2 separate regions of the Homo sapiens genome follow, and region 1 is linked to region 2. Evidence: chromatin loops called from intact Hi-C (ENCODE). Cell type or tissue: CD4-positive, alpha-beta T cell. All regions are shown on one strand. Each heading gives the region's core, and the rest is flanking DNA. Links, peaks and the distances in the headings are about the cores only. Region 1 holds the start of LINC02851 (long intergenic non-protein coding RNA 2851). Region 2 holds the start of RANBP6 (RAN binding protein 6).

Region 1 (8,332 bases), core at 84-8,083, 690 kb after region 2:
AGAGTCTCCTCATCTGAAAAATAGAATAATGGTAGTTCCTTTCTCTTTGTATGTAACGCTATCCATTTAAAGAACTTAGAACTCAGTAAGTACTAAAGGACCGTTAATTCATTCAACAAGCATTATTTGATCTAGGCACTTAGAATACATCAATCAACTAAGCTGACAAAGATTCTTCCACTTGCGGAGCTCAATCTTAGTGGAGGGATGGAGGAAATAAACAGTGCAAAATAAATAAGTGAAGGATAGAATATGCAGGAAGTTAAGTGCTATGGATGAAAGAAAAAGTACAACAGTGTAGCAGGGTCAGGAGTGCTGGGTGGTGGGTGGCAGTGCTGAATGGGTGATCAAGATGTCCTTTTTGGGTTTGTTTTTTTTTTTTTTTGAGATGGAGTCTCGCTCTGTCACCCAGACTGGAGTGCAGTGGTACGATCTTGGCTCACTGCAGCCTCCACCTCCTGGGTTCCAGCGATTCTCCTGCCTGTCTCCTGAGTAGCTAGGAGTAGCCTCCTGGGTAGCTGGGATTACAGGCATGTGCCACCACGCCTGGCTAATTTTTGTATTTTTAGTAGAGATGGGTTTTCACCATGTTGGCTAGGCTGGTCTCAAACTCCTGATCTCAGGTGATCCACCTGCCTCGGCCTCCCAAAGTGCTAGGATTACAGGCATGAGCAGCCATGCGCGGCCAAGATGTCCTATTTGAGAGGATAATGATAGCTGAGCAAAGGCCAAAGGAAATGAGGACATTAGCCCAAAAAATATGTGGGAAAGAATATTCCAGGCAGAGGGGGTAGCTAAAACAGGCCCTAAGAGAGAAGCATGGGGATCTTGTAGGATAACAAGGCCAGTGTGGTTTGAGGGAATGAATGGAAGGGGAGGGTCAGGCTGAGCTTAGAGAGGGTGCTCGGTATCCCATATGTGGCCCTCCAGACCACCCTTTACCTTCTTCCATCCTGCTGTGAGCCCAGGAGGGTGCCCTCTAGGGACTACACCCTTGCCATCTGGCTTTCTGTTGGATCTCCTAACAGGGCACCTACAAAAGAGAGCGAGTGAGGAGAGTCGGATCTGGGTATTCATCGCTCTTGCTCTCTCTAAGCAAGATGCTCACTGGCTGGCTGCATCCCACTGAAGGGTTCAACTCCTGACAGGTGGCTATCGCCTCAGTCCTCTCTGTTTTGGGGATCTGGTACCACTCAGTTCCTTGCCCCTTCCAGCGTAGGGATGCTATAAAGGCCCCGCTGTTACTAGACCCAAGGTTGTTGAACAATCATTCCTTTTCCTCTACTCACACCTTTTAAAATAACCCCTTTTAAAAATTCTCCTTAAACTATCCTAATTTGAACATGCCAGCTGTTTCCTGCTAGAACCATGACTAACAGAATTCAGGTCATTTCAGGCCTTGAAGGCTATTCTAAGGATTTTGGCTTTTACTCTGAATGAAACCAGAAGCCATGATAGTGTTTTCCGCAGAAGAGTGATGTGATCTGACTTAGCTTTTAAAACAGTCACTCCGGCTGCTGCATTGACACTGGGAGGCTGGGGCAGGGAGGGGAGTAGGATAGAGGCAGAGACAGCTGTTAGGGGGCTCCTGCAATGACAATACAGCTAACTAAGGTGTTCACTGTGGAGGTGGTTGAGAAAAGGTCAGATTTGGGACATGTTTTGAAGGTAGAGTCAACATGACGTCCTGATGACTGGAGGAATGGAAGAAAGCAGGCTTTGGCATAAACAACTAAAAGGATGGAATTGCTGCCATTTATAATGGGAAAGGCCATGGTGGAGTAGGTGTAGAGAGGAAGATCATGAGTTCAGTATTGACACATCAATTTTCAGATGTTTATTGGACATCTGTGTAGAGATGTCAAGAAGGCAGTTGGGGCCAGGCGTGGTGGCTCACGCCTATAATCCCAGCACTTTGGGAGGCCGAGGCGGGCGGATCACGAGGTCAGGAGATCGAGACCATCCTGGCTAACACGGTGAAACCCCGTCTCTACTAAAAATACAAAAAATTAGCCAGGCATGGTGGCAGGTGCCTGTAGTCCCAGCAACTCAGGAGGCTGAGGCAGGAGAATGGCATGAACCCAGGACGTGGAGGTTGCAGTGAGCCGAGATCATGCCACTGCACTCCAGCCTGGGCGACAGAGCGAGACTCCGTCTCAAAAAAAAAAAAAGAAAAGAAAAGAAAAAAAAGAGGGCAGTTGGATGTAAAAGTATGGCATTTGAGAAATGTATAACCAGAGATGAATGGCAGATAAAATTTAAACCCATGAGACATGGTAAGATCACCAAGAAAGTGAGGGTTAGATACAGAAGAGGACCATGAATTACACTTGGGGACACTCCAAATTAAAAGGTGGTGAGAAGAGAGAATTAGCAAAAACCACTGAGAATCAGGAGCAGAAACAGAAGTAGGGGAAAACCAAGAAAATGGGTGTCCTAGAAGTCAAATTTAAAAATCATGCTATACCAAGGCGTGATGGCCTGTGCCTGTAGTCCCATCTACTCAGGAGGGTGAGGTGAGAGGTGGAGGCTGCAGTGAGCCAAGATCAGGTCACTGCACTCCAGCCTGGGTAACAGAGTGAGACCCCATCTAAATTTAAAAAAAAGAAAAAAGGCCAGGCCCGGTGGCTCACGCCTGTAATCCCAGTACTTTGGGAGGCCGAGGTGGGCAGATCACGAGGTCAGGAGATCAAGACCATCCTGGCTAACACGGTGAAACCCCGTCTCTACTAAAAATACAAAAAAATTAGCCAGGCGTAGTGGTGGGCGCCTGTAGTCCCAGCTACTCGGGAGGCTGAGGCAGGAGAATGGCGTGAACCCGGGAGGTGGAGCGGTGGAGCTTGCAGCCACTGCACTCCAGCCTGGGCGACAGAGCGACAGTCTCAAAAAAAAAAAAAAAAAAAAAAAAAAAAAAGCATGTCAGGGAGAAGACAGTGATCTTATTTTGAACCAATGGAGGGAAAAACTGGGTGAAATGTCTTTGAGATAGCATGGGATATGAGTCATTGAGTCTTTGGTGATTATAGATAATTCAGTCACCATTATGTTTATGACTTGTTGCTCTTATCATAATCTCTCATCACCTTGTCTCCTAAGTAGACTTGGAAGCTCGATATTGTACACCTTATTAGGAAAATACTCAATTGTCTTCTAGTATAGGGAAAATTCGTCTTGTGTGTGGAGTAAACAACATTTTTGCCTTTACCACCATGAATATCATGTTCCCTTCATCCTCACTGTGTCCCTCAAAACCAAGAAAACATCTGGGAGTAGAGCTCGTAGAATGTTTCAAATAAGCTGAAATTAAGAGTTTTGTAGCATTGAAATGGAGTCTTTACATCAAAGTATAACTTGAAAGAAGAAACTTAGCAATTACCCTGCCCAAATCCATTGATCGTGTAATCTTTCTTAGCTGAGAACGTTACGGAACAAAGGCCCGCAAGGGCCTGGCAGTTGAGACACTTCAGGGCAGTTAAGAAAATTCATTTCACCTTTGCAGAATGTTCGGTACGTTTGGCCATCTGCCTCTGACAGCACAAAAGCCCTAAATTTAATACCCTGAAGAGCTAACGTTAAAGTGCAAAAACGAAGGTTGCAACAGCCCGACTTCGATACACTGAAAAGAACCAGGATACACCTGCACTTCTAATTTTTTCAATTTCAGCCCAAAGCCGGCCTGGTTCAAGCATTCCTCAGAAATTTCCAGCGCACGTTCCCCATCTGAAGGCTCACACCTGCGGGAGTAGAACACACTCCACACCGGTGCCGCCAACACACGGAATCTGCGCTCCCGGAAGCTTACAACATGGTCATTGTTGAAGTGCTCCCCTTGAATTGGTCGGGCGTGGTGGCGCGCTCGTGTGGTCCCAGCTACTCGGGAGGCTGGGGTAGGAGCATCGCTTGAACCCAGGAGGAGGGTGTTGCAGTGAGACGAGATCGCGCCACTGCACTCCAGCCTGGGCGACAGAGCGAAACTCCATCTCAAAAAAAAAAAAAAATCCTTAGGGACCGCCCAGAGGCTGGTGACACCTGCACTGGTACCTCCATGGCCGCGCCTCTGAGGTCACCGCTCCAGAAGGTCCCAGGCCGGCGTGGAAACCTATTACTAAGTGGGGCGGGTGGACACCAGCAGGTCCCGCCCTAAAGGAGTCCCGCGGCCGCTTGGGCCTCAGTTCCTCTTTCCTGCCCAAGTATCTCCCCAGCTCTGACGAAACAGGCAACTTCCAGACTGTGGCGTTAGCTCAGCGACTGCACTGAGCCGCCGGGAAGATCCTGGTCCCGTCAGCCAGCTGACCCACATGCGTTGCGGAGGCGCTGACCACCCCGCTTCGCTGGCTGGTGGGGGGTCACGTGAGGACCTCGGGGTCACGTGAGGTCCTCGGGCGCCGCAGGGAGGGCGGCATCCAAGTCTTTCCGCGCGTGCGCGAGCGTCCGCTGTCACTCAGGTAGAACAGTCTCAAATCGCACCGTTAGTACCGGCCCCCTTTGCCTTTCTACCTTGCCCCTCCGAGTCCCGACCCAAGATCCCAAGTAATCGTCTTCCCCCTGCACCAGGGCCGGGACCAGGCAGCCAAGAAACGCGGAGACAGACTACTGGGACTGCGACGTCTCCTCTCCTGTTCGCTGCGATATGCCGGCGTCGTGTTGAGCGGGCTGCGGACACAGACAGCCTGCCCGGCCCCACTGAGTGTTTGATCCCCATCCTCGCAGCTCTCTAGAGGACCAGAGTTGGCGGTGCAGCCCAGCGGAGCTTCGGTGGGTGCGGATGTCACTAGATGACAGACCCAGCCCTGTCCCTCAGCCCTCAGGGCCCTTTTCCCAAAGCCTACAGCCGCAGAAAGTTCTCTTAGGATATCCCCAGACCCTGCAGCCAGCTTTTCCATTTTTCCTTCCTGGGGCCAGTACTTTCTACAGCGTCTACAGCCAAAGTATCTTATCCCAGGAGGGCCTTTATAACCATCTGCGCCTTTGGGACTTTTCCCCACTTGTTGAAATCCATGGTCTTGGCCTTTCTAGTAGCCTGTCTCTCACGCTTAAGATAGTACATGCCTCCCATCTGTAAAAATGGATCATCCGCCGGGCGCAGTGGCTCACGCCTGTAATCCCAGCACGTTGGGAGGCCAAGGTGGGCGGATCACTATGTCAGGAGTTCAAGACCAGCCTGGCTAACATGGTGAAACTCCGTCCCTACTAAAAATACATATAAAAATTAGCCGGGCGTGGTGGCGGGCGCCTGTAGTCCTAGCTACTCAAGAGGCTGAGGCATGAGAATCGCTTGAACCTGGGAAGCGGAGGTTGCAATGAGCCGAGATCGAGCCACTGCACTCCAGCCTAGGTGATGGCCAGACTCTGTCTCAAAAAAAAAAAAAAAAAAAAAAGACTGTATACATTAAACTGATCCCACCTTTTTAGGCCTTTAGGACTCCACCTTAGGTTATCCTTTCCTCATGGCCCTTGATTATTAACCCATCCTAGGGCCATCTTCTCCTTTTCAGGGTGGAGGTTTGTTTGGCATGCTTTCCTCAGGCTGCTTTGTAGAAACGCATGATTCAAAACTAGGTACAGGCCAGCGCGGTGGCTCACACCTGTAATCCCAGCCCTTTGGGAGGCCGAGGGAGGCAGATTGCTTGAGGTCAGGAGTTCGAGACTAGTCTGGCCAACATGATGAAACCCCATCTCTACTAAAAATATAAAAATTAGCCGTGTGTGGTGGTGCACGCCTGTAATCCCAGCTACCTGAGTGGCTGAGGCAGGAGAATCGCTTGAACCCAGGAGATGGAGGTTGGAGTGAGCTGAGATGCCACCACTGCACTCTAGCCTGGGTGACACAGCGAGATTTTGTCTCAAACCAGACAAACAACAAAAAAACAACATCAGCTATAAATTTTCCTTTGGTGTATAGGTTAAGCACTTTTACCAAACAATGTTTTTCTTTGAACTGCCCTGGCATTATGCAATTCTGAACTCTTTGAAGGCTCCTGCTTAGACTTCAGCTGCCACCATGAGGAAGCCCAAGAAGCCTGTAAACCCTGAATATCTGAGTTAGGCCTCAGTCAGTTTAGGAAGTTTATTTTGCCAAAGGTAAGGATGCACACCCATAACACAGCCTCAGGAGGTCCTGACTACATGTGCCCAAGGTGGTCCCAGTACAACTTACTTTTATACATTTTAGGGAGACATCAATCAATATATGTAAGATGAACATTGGTTTTTTCCAGAAAGGCGTGACAATTTGACGCAAAGGCAGACTCGAGGCAAAGGCAGAACAACTCAAAGAGGGGAGTGGGTTTCCAGGTCATAGGTAGATAAGAGGCAAACGGTTGCATTCTTTTGAGTTTGATTAGCCTTTTCAAAGGAAGCAGTCAGATGTGTATCTCAGCGAGCTGAGGAATGACTTTGAATACAGTGGGAGGCAGGTTTGCCCTAAGCAGTTCCTAGCTTCAGTCTTCTCTTTAGCTTAGTGATTTTTGGGGCCCCAAGTTTTATTTTCCCTTCGCAAGCCCATATGGAGAACTGAGGCCCCTGCCTGAGAGTCCTAGCTGAGCTTACAGAACAACTTTCAGCCTTGGGAGTGAGGCCATTTGGACCTTCTTTGTTCTATACTTCAGAGAATGGAGTTATTTTTGAGATGTAGTCCATGAGTGTGGTTTGAGAAAAACAGCTACTAGCTGGTATGTTGCAGTTGGGTGGGAATGAATGGCAAGCCAGAACTGACAGAAAGGGAAGAATAGCCATGGTATCTCTGTGAAGTGGACATTCCAGAGAGAGAAGTGGGTATTCCAAAAGTGAGTGGGTTTGTGAGGAGCAACGAAGACATCCATCATGATGAAACAACAATAAGACCAAGTTTTGAGCTGGGGTGGAGAACAATTCTCTGGGTGGCCTCAGACCCCAACCCAGTTCTTCTTTTCATGCTTGTGGTTTAATTATTATTACTATTTTTTTTTCAGACAGAGTCTCACTCTGTTGCCCAGGCTGGAATGCAGTAGCACAATGTCGGCTCACTGCAAACTCTGCCTCCTGGGTTCAAGTGATTTTCCTGCCTCAGCCTCCCGAGTAGCTGGGACTACAGATGCATACCAACATACATGGCTAGTTTTTGTATTTTTAGTAGGGACAGGGTTTCACCATGTTAGCCAGGCTGATCTCCAACTCCTGACCTAAAGTGATCCAACTCAGCCTCCCAAAGTGCTGGGATTACAGGCACGAACCATTGCGCCTGGCCGTGGTTTTCAAGAATAACTGAAGAGCCAGGCGCGGTGGCTCACACCTTGTAATCCCAGCACTTTGGGAGGCTGAGGCGGGCGTTATCACCTGAGGTTGGGAGTTTGAGAACAGCCTGACCAACATGGAGAAACCCTGTCTCAACTAAAAAAAAAATACAAAATTAACCGGGCGTGGTGGTACATGCCTGTAATCCCAGCTACTTGGGAGGCTGAGGCAGAAGAATTGTTTGAATCTGGGAGGCAGAGGTTGCCGTGAGCCAAGATCGTGCCATTGTACTCCAGCCTGGGCAACAAGAGCGAAACTCCACCTCAAAAAAAAAAAAAAAGAATAACTATAGAATATGCTTGGAATGCAGTATCCTGAGATAGGGGAGGAACTGGCTGGAACAGCCTGGACTTTGTTTCTTTTTCCCCTAGAAGCGACATGTCCTCCAACATTTTAGCCCAGCAAGTCTTGTGGCCCCTGAGGATATAACCCAGAGAGGGCTGCTTTCTGGGATTTCTCGGCTGTGGTTCAAGTGGAGTACACACAGTTGAGACCCTGTCTGCCCTGGGCAGCTTTCTTGACCCTTGGGGGACCAGCTCACAATAAATCCTAGGCTTCTGTTGCTCCTTGCTGCCTATCCATAAGCAATAAACCTGCTTCAGCTCATTCACTCATGGGTAATTTTTGTATAGCTATTATAAAAGGGGTAATATGTAATGCTAAATACTCCAGTAACAATCATGGGGTTCCATTAAGTATAAATTGTGTGCATGGGTGTTGTATATCACTGGACTCAAGTTGATAACCAGTGTACAGTGAAACTGATTAACACTGAGTAGTACCTGGAAGGAATAAAGAATAGGTAGCGGCCGGGCACAGTGGCTCATGCCTGGAATCCCAGCACATTGGGAGGGATCACCTGAGGTCAGGAGTTCAAGACCAACCTGGCCAACATGGTGAAACCCCGTCTCTACTAAAAATTAGCCAGGCGTGGTGGCACACACCTGTATTCCCAGCAACTCGGGAGGCTGAGGCAGAAGAATCGCTTGAACCCAGGAGGCAGAGGTTGCAGTGAGCCGAGATCATACCACTGCACTCCAGCCTCGGTGAGAAAGCAAGA
Region 2 (8,332 bases), core at 327-8,326:
TACCAAGAGTATTAATTAAAGAGGGACAAGCCTGCCACTATATCCTTCACTCACAATTCCAAAGATGTTTGTCCTGGAAATTCTATCTTATTTTTGTGAGCTCTTAGCATATTGTGATAGCATGACATCTTCACATCAAGTATACTGCTTGGCTAGCATCAATAATAGTTCAAACAAATAGCAACAATTTATATACTTTACATCAACTAGGGGAAAGGTGACAAACATTGTTTAAGACAGTTTGAAGCACAGGTTATCACCAAGGTCTGTGTTTGGAAGATAAAACATGCGAGATAAACAGAGGACTAACACTGATTAATTCTGGAGAAACATGGAGAAGAACTATAAACTGCTTAGCAGGGAGAAAACAGTTCTCTGATTTATAATAAAATCTATTCACAACACTTATTTGTAGTTACTTTTATAATAGATAATATTCAAGTTATATTAAAGTGCTTCAAGCAAAATTTAGCAACTCCTGTAAGGCTTCCTGCTGTTCATCATCAAGTTGTGATACACATTCCAACCATAAATCTTCAGAAGTCTGTACCTGACGCACGACATTAGCTAGGCGTTTGGCACAAGGATCCTCATAGTTAATAGTCTCATTAATTTTTCCTTCTGCAATTATACTGATTATTTTGGGAAGATTGGAATTATTTGGACCAATTACAACTGGGTGGTTACTTTCAATTAGGTCACAGAGAAAACTCAAAGTCTGAATAGCTTCCTCTTTATCTTCATGCAGTGGAAGCCATGATAACCAGTGTGGAAGAACTTCATCTACATTTACACAGTTAGGCTTAAACTTCAAAATCTTCCCTATTGCTGAGATACAGTTCTCTGTAGCAATGACATTTTTTTTGGTTTTGGAATTTGCACACTTAATAACTTTTACCAGAAGTGGAACAGCTTCTGAACATAAAGAACGATAATCATCTCCACCAAACTGTGCCATGACACCCAGGCCATAAGCAGCAGCTTGCCTGACTTCAGGGTTGTTATCTCGCATATTTAGTAGCATTGGCCACCGAAAATATTCTACATATTTAAATGAAGTTGGACTGCAGTGCTCTATGATGTCATCAAATATGCACAATCCCCACTGTCTGTCTGGCCATGGCCTACTTGAACAAATTAGATTTACAATTAATGGAAGTAGTTGTTCAAACCATGGTAAAATCTTTTCCTTATAAGTACTAAATAATGAGTGCAAAATATCTGATACTTTGGTCAGAATATAAACATCACATTCATCCTCATCTTGCAGAGACATCTCAACCTGTTGATCATAGTTTTCTTCCTGTCTTTTCACCTGTCTCAATTCTTGGTTTTTAAAGTGCCCTTCAAGTTTTGCTTTCAGTATTCCTCCCAGTTCTTCCAAGTGTTCATCATTAAGGCAACCATCTCCCATAACTTCAATGGACTTTGCAAAAGAATTCATTATTTCTGAGAGCACATCTGTATCTGGTTCAGTACCAATAGCCTTGATTAAGGGGTCACATATGAATTGCCACATCTGTGCAAGATACTCTGGGCCACGAATTCTTGCACATTCCAGGAGAAAAGGCATGGACTCTGCTGCTGCCACTCGAACATTGTCATGGAAATAAAATTTCAGTAAAGGAACCATCAGCTTCACAACTTGTTCTGTATATTCCACAAACCCTTCCCTTAACTCCTTAGCATAGTAAACCAACATTTGGCAAGCAGTTGCTTTTGCTTCAAGTCCTGAAGTTTTAATTCCAAAACTCTGCTGGTCTCCAAGATTTACAAATTGCCAGCCATCATCGTCACTCATATTTTCCACATCCTGTGTGTCTAAGAGAGCAACATCAGGTTTAGCTGAAGCAGTCTTAATAAGAGGCTCGATAACCAGTGGAAGGTACTGTTGAAAATCTTTTCCAAGAATTTTACACATTCTAGCCCATGCTGAAACCATGTAAGAGGTCTGAGGGTCATCATCTTCCATATTATTTAAGTCTGATTGTGTCTTCAACAACAGCTGCATCACATTTGATGCATCTTGCATAAATTTTTCCTTCCCAACAGCAAGACCAATATGGCTAATGCACTCGATAGTTTTTCCTCTCAGAAGCTTGAGTTCCTTCTGAACAGCAAGCTCAACAATGTGCTTTAGTGAGGGCATGAATATATCATAATATGGGACAAATTTTTCTTCTATTGTATCTGCAACTGATGCAATGGTTGTCACAAGTTGTTCCAAAGCCAACTTAGTTCCATTCCGAATCAACTCTTGAAGTTTAATCACCAAGACGGAATGTAGATTTTTCACCATACTATCCACATATAGAACTAGCAATGATTTAGGGCAGTCTTCAATAAAAATAATAAGAGCAGAAGCTGCATGTGATTGCACACGCTGATTACCTTGATTTTCCATGGTACGTAACAGAGCTGCAATCACTGTTTCATGAAATTTCTTTTGGAAATTAGGTGCAAAATCTGTAGCCATCTGTCCAAGTGTAGTACAGGCTGCAGCCCTCACCCTTGGATGAGGATCCTGAAGAAAAAGCAAAACGGAGTTAACTGTTTCATCTAGAATTGATTCCATTTGTTGATGGCATCCTTCTCCAATGGCAGATAAGGCCATTAATCCAGCATGTCGATACTTCCAGTCAGGGCTCTGAAGCATCTGCATGATATGCTCCTTGGTCATTGGTAAAACAACTTTTCCACCAAGCCCACAAGCCAGTCTGTCTAGTGCACTCTCCGCAGCAACTGCATTGCTGTCAAAATCATCTTCTTCCATTTCATCAGCATTTACCCAGTCCTCATCATCTTGTAGATCAACCATCATTGCTAATATATGAGGAACTGCCTGTGCAATAATATTTGTATGTTTTTTCAACATCGGAGTGGCAGTTTCAGACAAGGTCACTATAACTTCGAGGGCCAGCTGGCGCTGCAGATTACTAAGCCTAGAGTCTCCACATAACTTCAAACTCAACTGTAGAGTATCTTCTAAATAAGGACCCAAGTACTTAGGTACGGTATCTGCAATCTCAACAAGGGATTCTAGCACTGAATCATCATCCTGGTAGCATGAGTCATTCACAGCCTGTAAGATTCCAGGAAGCAAGTCTGCAAAGTCTTTGAAAAGAGCAATATTATTCTCATTAGCAAGTACAAATGCAGCTGCAGCTCTAGCGGATAATGTCCTGATTGCTGGATGTTCTTGATCTTGAATACACTGGTCCAACAACCGTTTGATGATATCCAAATCATGCCGCTCTTGGGTCCCAAAAATCCCAGGAAAGTGCCAGAAAACGTGAAGTGCAACTTCCCATAGAACCACATTTTTGGAGTAGATTGAATCAATAAGAAACTTCAGACCTTCCGGCCAGTGGTTAGTGCCATCCTCATCTATCAAATTCCTGGCCAGCACTGCAAAAATATCACAAAGTTTTTTCCTCATGCTAGCATGTGTTTCTAACTTAACAGCCAGAATCAGTTCAATCTTGACATCTCTCTGAACATCAGCAGGCAGATTTGGATAAACCTCCTCAAACCCAGAGGACAAAAGCCGTCGTAGCAGTGCGGCAGCCATTTGTCTCACCTCATAACCTGCTCTTCTATTTCTGACGGCATCTAAGAGGAAGGTAGTCTTACACAGACCTGGGATATTTTCATAGATTTCCTCTGCTTGCCTCCGCACCATACAGCTTGGATTGATCAGGTTCTTCAGAAGCTGGTAAAACTCTTGCTTTTCTGACACGGTCGCCGGCACCCCTGCAGACGCGGTTGCCGCCATTGCGCTCTGTCAAAGCTACCGCGACCGGGAAGGAGGGAGGGGGTCTGCGGCTCGAAGCAGTGACGTAGGCGAGGCGCCGGCGGGGATGGGCGGGGTGCTTCTCCCTCCTCTGCCCAGAAACTCTAGCTGCGCTCTGGCAGGCTGCGAGCTAGGTTTTGGAGAGAGGTGAGAGCCGTGTGGAGGCCAATGGCATCCTCCATTTGTTTTTCAATAAGATAAACGTGCACTTGCAGGCGAGAGAAGAAAAGCATTGATTAGAATGGGATCATGACTTTTTTTTTTTTTGGATACAAGGTCTGGCTGTGTCACCTAGGCTGGAGTATAGCGGCGCGATCCCTGCTCACTGCAGCCTCAACCTCCTGGGCTCAAGCGATCCTCCCCGCCTCAGTTCCCCCAGTAGCTGGGACCACAGGCGCGCGCCACCACGCCCGGCTAATTGTGTTTTTTATAGAGACAGGGTTTCGCCATGTTGCCCAGGCTGGTCTCGAACTCCTGGGCTCAGGTGATCTGCCCGCCTCGGCCTCCCGAAGTACTGGGAATACAGGTGTGAGCCACTGCTTCTGGTCAGATTATGAGTGATTTTTTTCTTTTATTTCTAAACTATATTGTTACTTTGATAATTTTAAAACAATAAGTCTATCTTGAAAACATGCCAAGTGAAAGAAACCAGTCACAACCACATATTGTATGATTCCATTTGTATGAAAGGTACCAAACAGGCAAATTGTATAACAGAAATTAGTGGTTGCCAGAGGTTGGGGGGAGGGGAGGATAGAGAATGACTGCTATCAAATAGGGTGTTTCTTTCTGAGTGATGAAATGTTCTAAAATTAATTGTGATGGTTGCACAATTCTGTGATTATACTAAAAACCATTGAGTTGTTAAATTTAAATTGGTGAATTGTATGGCATATAAATAATACTACAATAAAGCTTTATAAAATAATAAGTGTGATAATAAAATAATAATTACTTCCCCACTACCACATCTAATGCAGTAGAGTGGTAGCTCAAAATCTGGTGTGTGTCAGAATCACCTGGCCTGTTGGTTATAATAAAGAATGGGAAAGACAACTGAGTAAAGTATGGTAGAAAGTGATCTGAACTAATAATCAGAAGACAGACTTGCATCCTGGCCTTGTCACTAAATTAATTTTGTATCCTAGGACAAGTTACTCAAGATTTTCCTTGCATCTTGTCTAAACTGAAATATGAAGGGATGCGGTTAACTAGAATCCTAACTAACCATTAGTGGGAAGCTGCTGAGGTTATTCCAAGAAACAAATGTTGATGAAACTAAATTTGTTTCTTTTTTTTTTTTTTTTTTTTGTGAGATGGAGTCTCGCTCTGTCGCCAGGCTGGAGTGCAGTGGTGCGATCTCAACTCACTGCAACCTCTGCCTCCTGGGTTCAAGCAATTCTCCTGCTTCAGCCTCCTGAGTAGCTGGGACTATGGGCGCATGCCACCACGCCCAGCTAATTTTTGTATTTTAGTAGAGACGGGGTTTCACTATGTTTGGTCAGGATGGTCTCGATCTGTTGACCTCGTGAGAGATCACCCGCCTCGGCCTCCCACAGTACTAGGATTACAGGTGTAAGCAACCGCGCCTGGCCAGTTTGTTTCTTTAATTCAGGCAGGTGTGTCAATCAAAAACAAGTTTCATTCCTATAACAATGATTAGGTCTTACTTTTGTATTAGCACTTGCCACACTCATTTTGACCCTTATACAGAATTGAGAGATTGCTAGGATAGATATAATACTAAATTTAGGTGAGAAGTGGAAACTAAGGGAAGTTACAGGATTTGCCTAGGATGACACACCTGAGTCTCAATTCTACCTCTTCTGAAAGTGACACTGATGCTCTTTTCACCATATTGCTTCCCCATTAACTACTCTTGGTTTTGCAGCATGATCAGAGGCTTCACTTACTGCAAATTCTGTCTTAAACTTTTCCAAGCAGCCTTAATTTTGTTTTTGTAAAGTGCTGCCGCATATACCCACAAAAATTAGAAAGTCGTAGCTTTTACATTAACCAGATGATAGACAAAGTAGGTAGTCTCATAAATTACATTGTAGCCGAGCATGGTGGCTCACACCTGTAATCCCAGCACTTTGGGAGGCTGAGGCAGGCAGATCACGAGATCAAGAGATCAAAACCATTCTGGCCAACACGGTGAAACCCCGTCTCTACTAAAAGTACCAAAATTAGCTGGGCGTGGTGGCACATGCTTGTAGTCCCAGCTACTCGGGAGGCTGAGGCAGGAGAATCGCTTGAACCTGGGAGGCAGAGGTTGCAGTGAGCCGAGATTGCATCACTGCACTCCAGCCTGGCGACACAGCAAGACTCTGTCTCATAAAAAAGACACTGTAATATGAAACAGAGCTATTTTCTAAAATAGAATTTCTCATTCTGTAGACTGAAAACCAACTGCATTAGAATTGCTTGGGATACCTATTTTAAAATATAGATGTTAGGGCCCAAGTTCCTATTAACCCAGAATTCTGGGGGGACTGAGGACTAAGAATGTACAATTTCAACCAGCACATTGGGTTTTTATATAAATACCAACATTTGAGAATCGCTGATAAGATCAATTCTGGTTCTAAGATTATGACTACAGTTGTGCATTCATTGGTTTTCTTTCTTTCTTTGTTTTTTTTTTTTTTTTAGATGGAGTCTCGCTCTGTCACCTAGGCTGGAGGGCAATGGCACGATCTCAGCTCACTGCAACCTCTGCCTCCTGGGTTCAAGCAATTCTCCTGCCTCAGCCTCCTGAGTAGCTGGGATTACAGGCATGCACCACCACACCCAGCTAATTTTTATATTTTTAGTAGACACAGGGTTTCATCATGTTGGCCAGGCCGGTCTCAAACTTCTGACCTCAAGTGATCCACCTGCCTCAGCCTCCTAAAGTACTAGGATTACAGGCATGAGCCACCACACCTGGCCCATTCATTGGTTTTCTTACTGTTCCTTCAAAAAGTCTAACTGGAGGGACTTTGCATTTGCCGTTTCAGGAAATGTTAATAATAATTAATTAATTACTTAATACTATATCCACTAGCATATGAAAGACATTGAAAAAAACCACAGTGATACACCACCACAGACCTACCACAATGCTTTAAAAGTCTGACAAAGCCAAGGGTTGCTGAGGATGTGGAACAACAGGAAACTCAGTTATATTTTTGTTGAGAGTATAGGTAAATTGGTACAACCTCTTTGAAAAAAATGAGCTGGGCGCAGTGGCTCATGCCTGTAATTCCAGCACTTTGGGAGGCTATTGGGAGGCTAAGTTGGGCAGATCACCTGAGGTCAGGAGTTCGAGACCAGCCTGGCCAACATGGTGAAACCTCGTCTCTACTAAAAATACAAAAAATTTAGCTGGACTTGGTGGTGTGCGCATGTAGTCCCAGCTACTCAGGGAGGCTGAGGCAGGAAAATTGCTTGAACCCAGGAGGCGGAGGTTGCAGTAAGCCAAGATCACACCACTGCACTCCAGCCTGGGTGACAGAGGGAGACTCCATCTCAAAAAAAAAAAAAAAAGAAAAAAGAAAAAGAAAAAAATGTTTGAAAAATTCTGGGTTAAGATTATGCAATTATTTGGCCGGGTGCAGTGGCTCATGCCTGTAATCCCAGCACTTTGGGAGGCCGAGTTGGGCGGATCACAAGGTCAGGAGATTGAGACCATCCTGGCCAACATGGTGAAACCCCATCTCTACTAAAAATACAAAAATTAGCTGGGCGTGGTGGCGCGTGCCTATAGTCCCAGCTACTTGGGAGGCTGAGGCAGGAGAATTGCTTGAACCCGGGAGGCGCAGGTTGCAGTGAGCCAAGATTGTACCACTGCACTCCAGCCTGGTGACAGAGCGAGACTGCGTCTCAAAACAAAAAGAAAGAAAAAGAGTATGCAATTATTCAATTAGTCTCTCAGCAAGCATTCTTTGAGGGTACACTCAAGCATGGTGCTGAGTTGCTGGTATTAAAGACTAAATTCATGAAGATATGTGAATCTCATAGTAAACAGAGATAGTAAATGTCACATAGCGTAGTGATCACTGTAGTAATGATAAGCCTGCCATGGAGCCATATGGGGTTATGGAGGCAGCTAATTTACTCTGGGTATGGGGTTGATCAAGTAAGGCTTCCCAGAGGAGGTATCAGAGTTGACTTTTGAAGAATGAGTCCTCATTAACCATTTGAAAAGAGAGAAAGTTGTTCTAAGTAAAGGGTACAGCTTTTTCAGACACAGAGAGGCCTTCAGGTGTACTGTGATGAGAGTTCTGCCAGTGTTTCAGTAATGCTGGGGCGGTGAGCATGGGATTTGAGGGGGTCTGGGGATGATACAGGAAGCTGGAAGGAGGAAGACAGAAAGTTAAATAAAGGCCAGATCATGAAGGGTATCATATCTGTCAGGCCTCTAGCCCAAGCTAAGCCATCATATCCCCTGTGACCTGTACGTATACATCCAGATAGTCTGAAGTAACTGAAGAATCACAAAAGAAGTGAAAATGGCCTGTTCCTGCCTTAACTGATGACATTCCAACACAAAAG

The links. Peaks named below come from ENCODE experiments on the same cell type or tissue, not always from the same donor. Only the 100,000 strongest peaks of a DNase experiment are listed, where the experiment ranks them.
Region 1: it touches region 2 in a loop (5-fold over the local background); 4 of 110 quality-filtered maps call a loop at or near these places.

What each region holds. Positions count from the first base shown.
Region 1 is chr9:6,699,899-6,708,230 of GRCh38, forward strand. LINC02851 (long intergenic non-protein coding RNA 2851) reads left to right here and starts at 4,409. Exons shown (of 3, transcript NR_184134.1): 1 at 4,409-4,445; 2 at 4,555-4,755; 3 at 7,644-7,882. RefSeq lists enhancers at 4,421-4,510, 4,561-4,690 and a silencer at 7,397-7,611. In CD4-positive, alpha-beta T cell, for the core only: no CTCF peak of the experiment used is centred there; a DNase peak (open chromatin) is centred at 4,393; H3K4me3 peaks cover 1,523 bases; H3K27ac peaks cover 1,362 bases.
Region 2 is chr9:6,011,833-6,020,164 of GRCh38, forward strand. It overlaps RANBP6 (RAN binding protein 6), which reads right to left and starts at 3,792. Exons shown (of 1, transcript NM_012416.4): 1 at 1-3,792. The coding sequence starts at 3,775. The coding sequence ends at 458. RefSeq lists an enhancer at 3,611-3,670. In CD4-positive, alpha-beta T cell, for the core only: no CTCF peak of the experiment used is centred there; DNase peaks (open chromatin) are centred at 3,059 and 3,849; H3K4me3 peaks cover 1,748 bases; H3K27ac peaks cover 1,181 bases.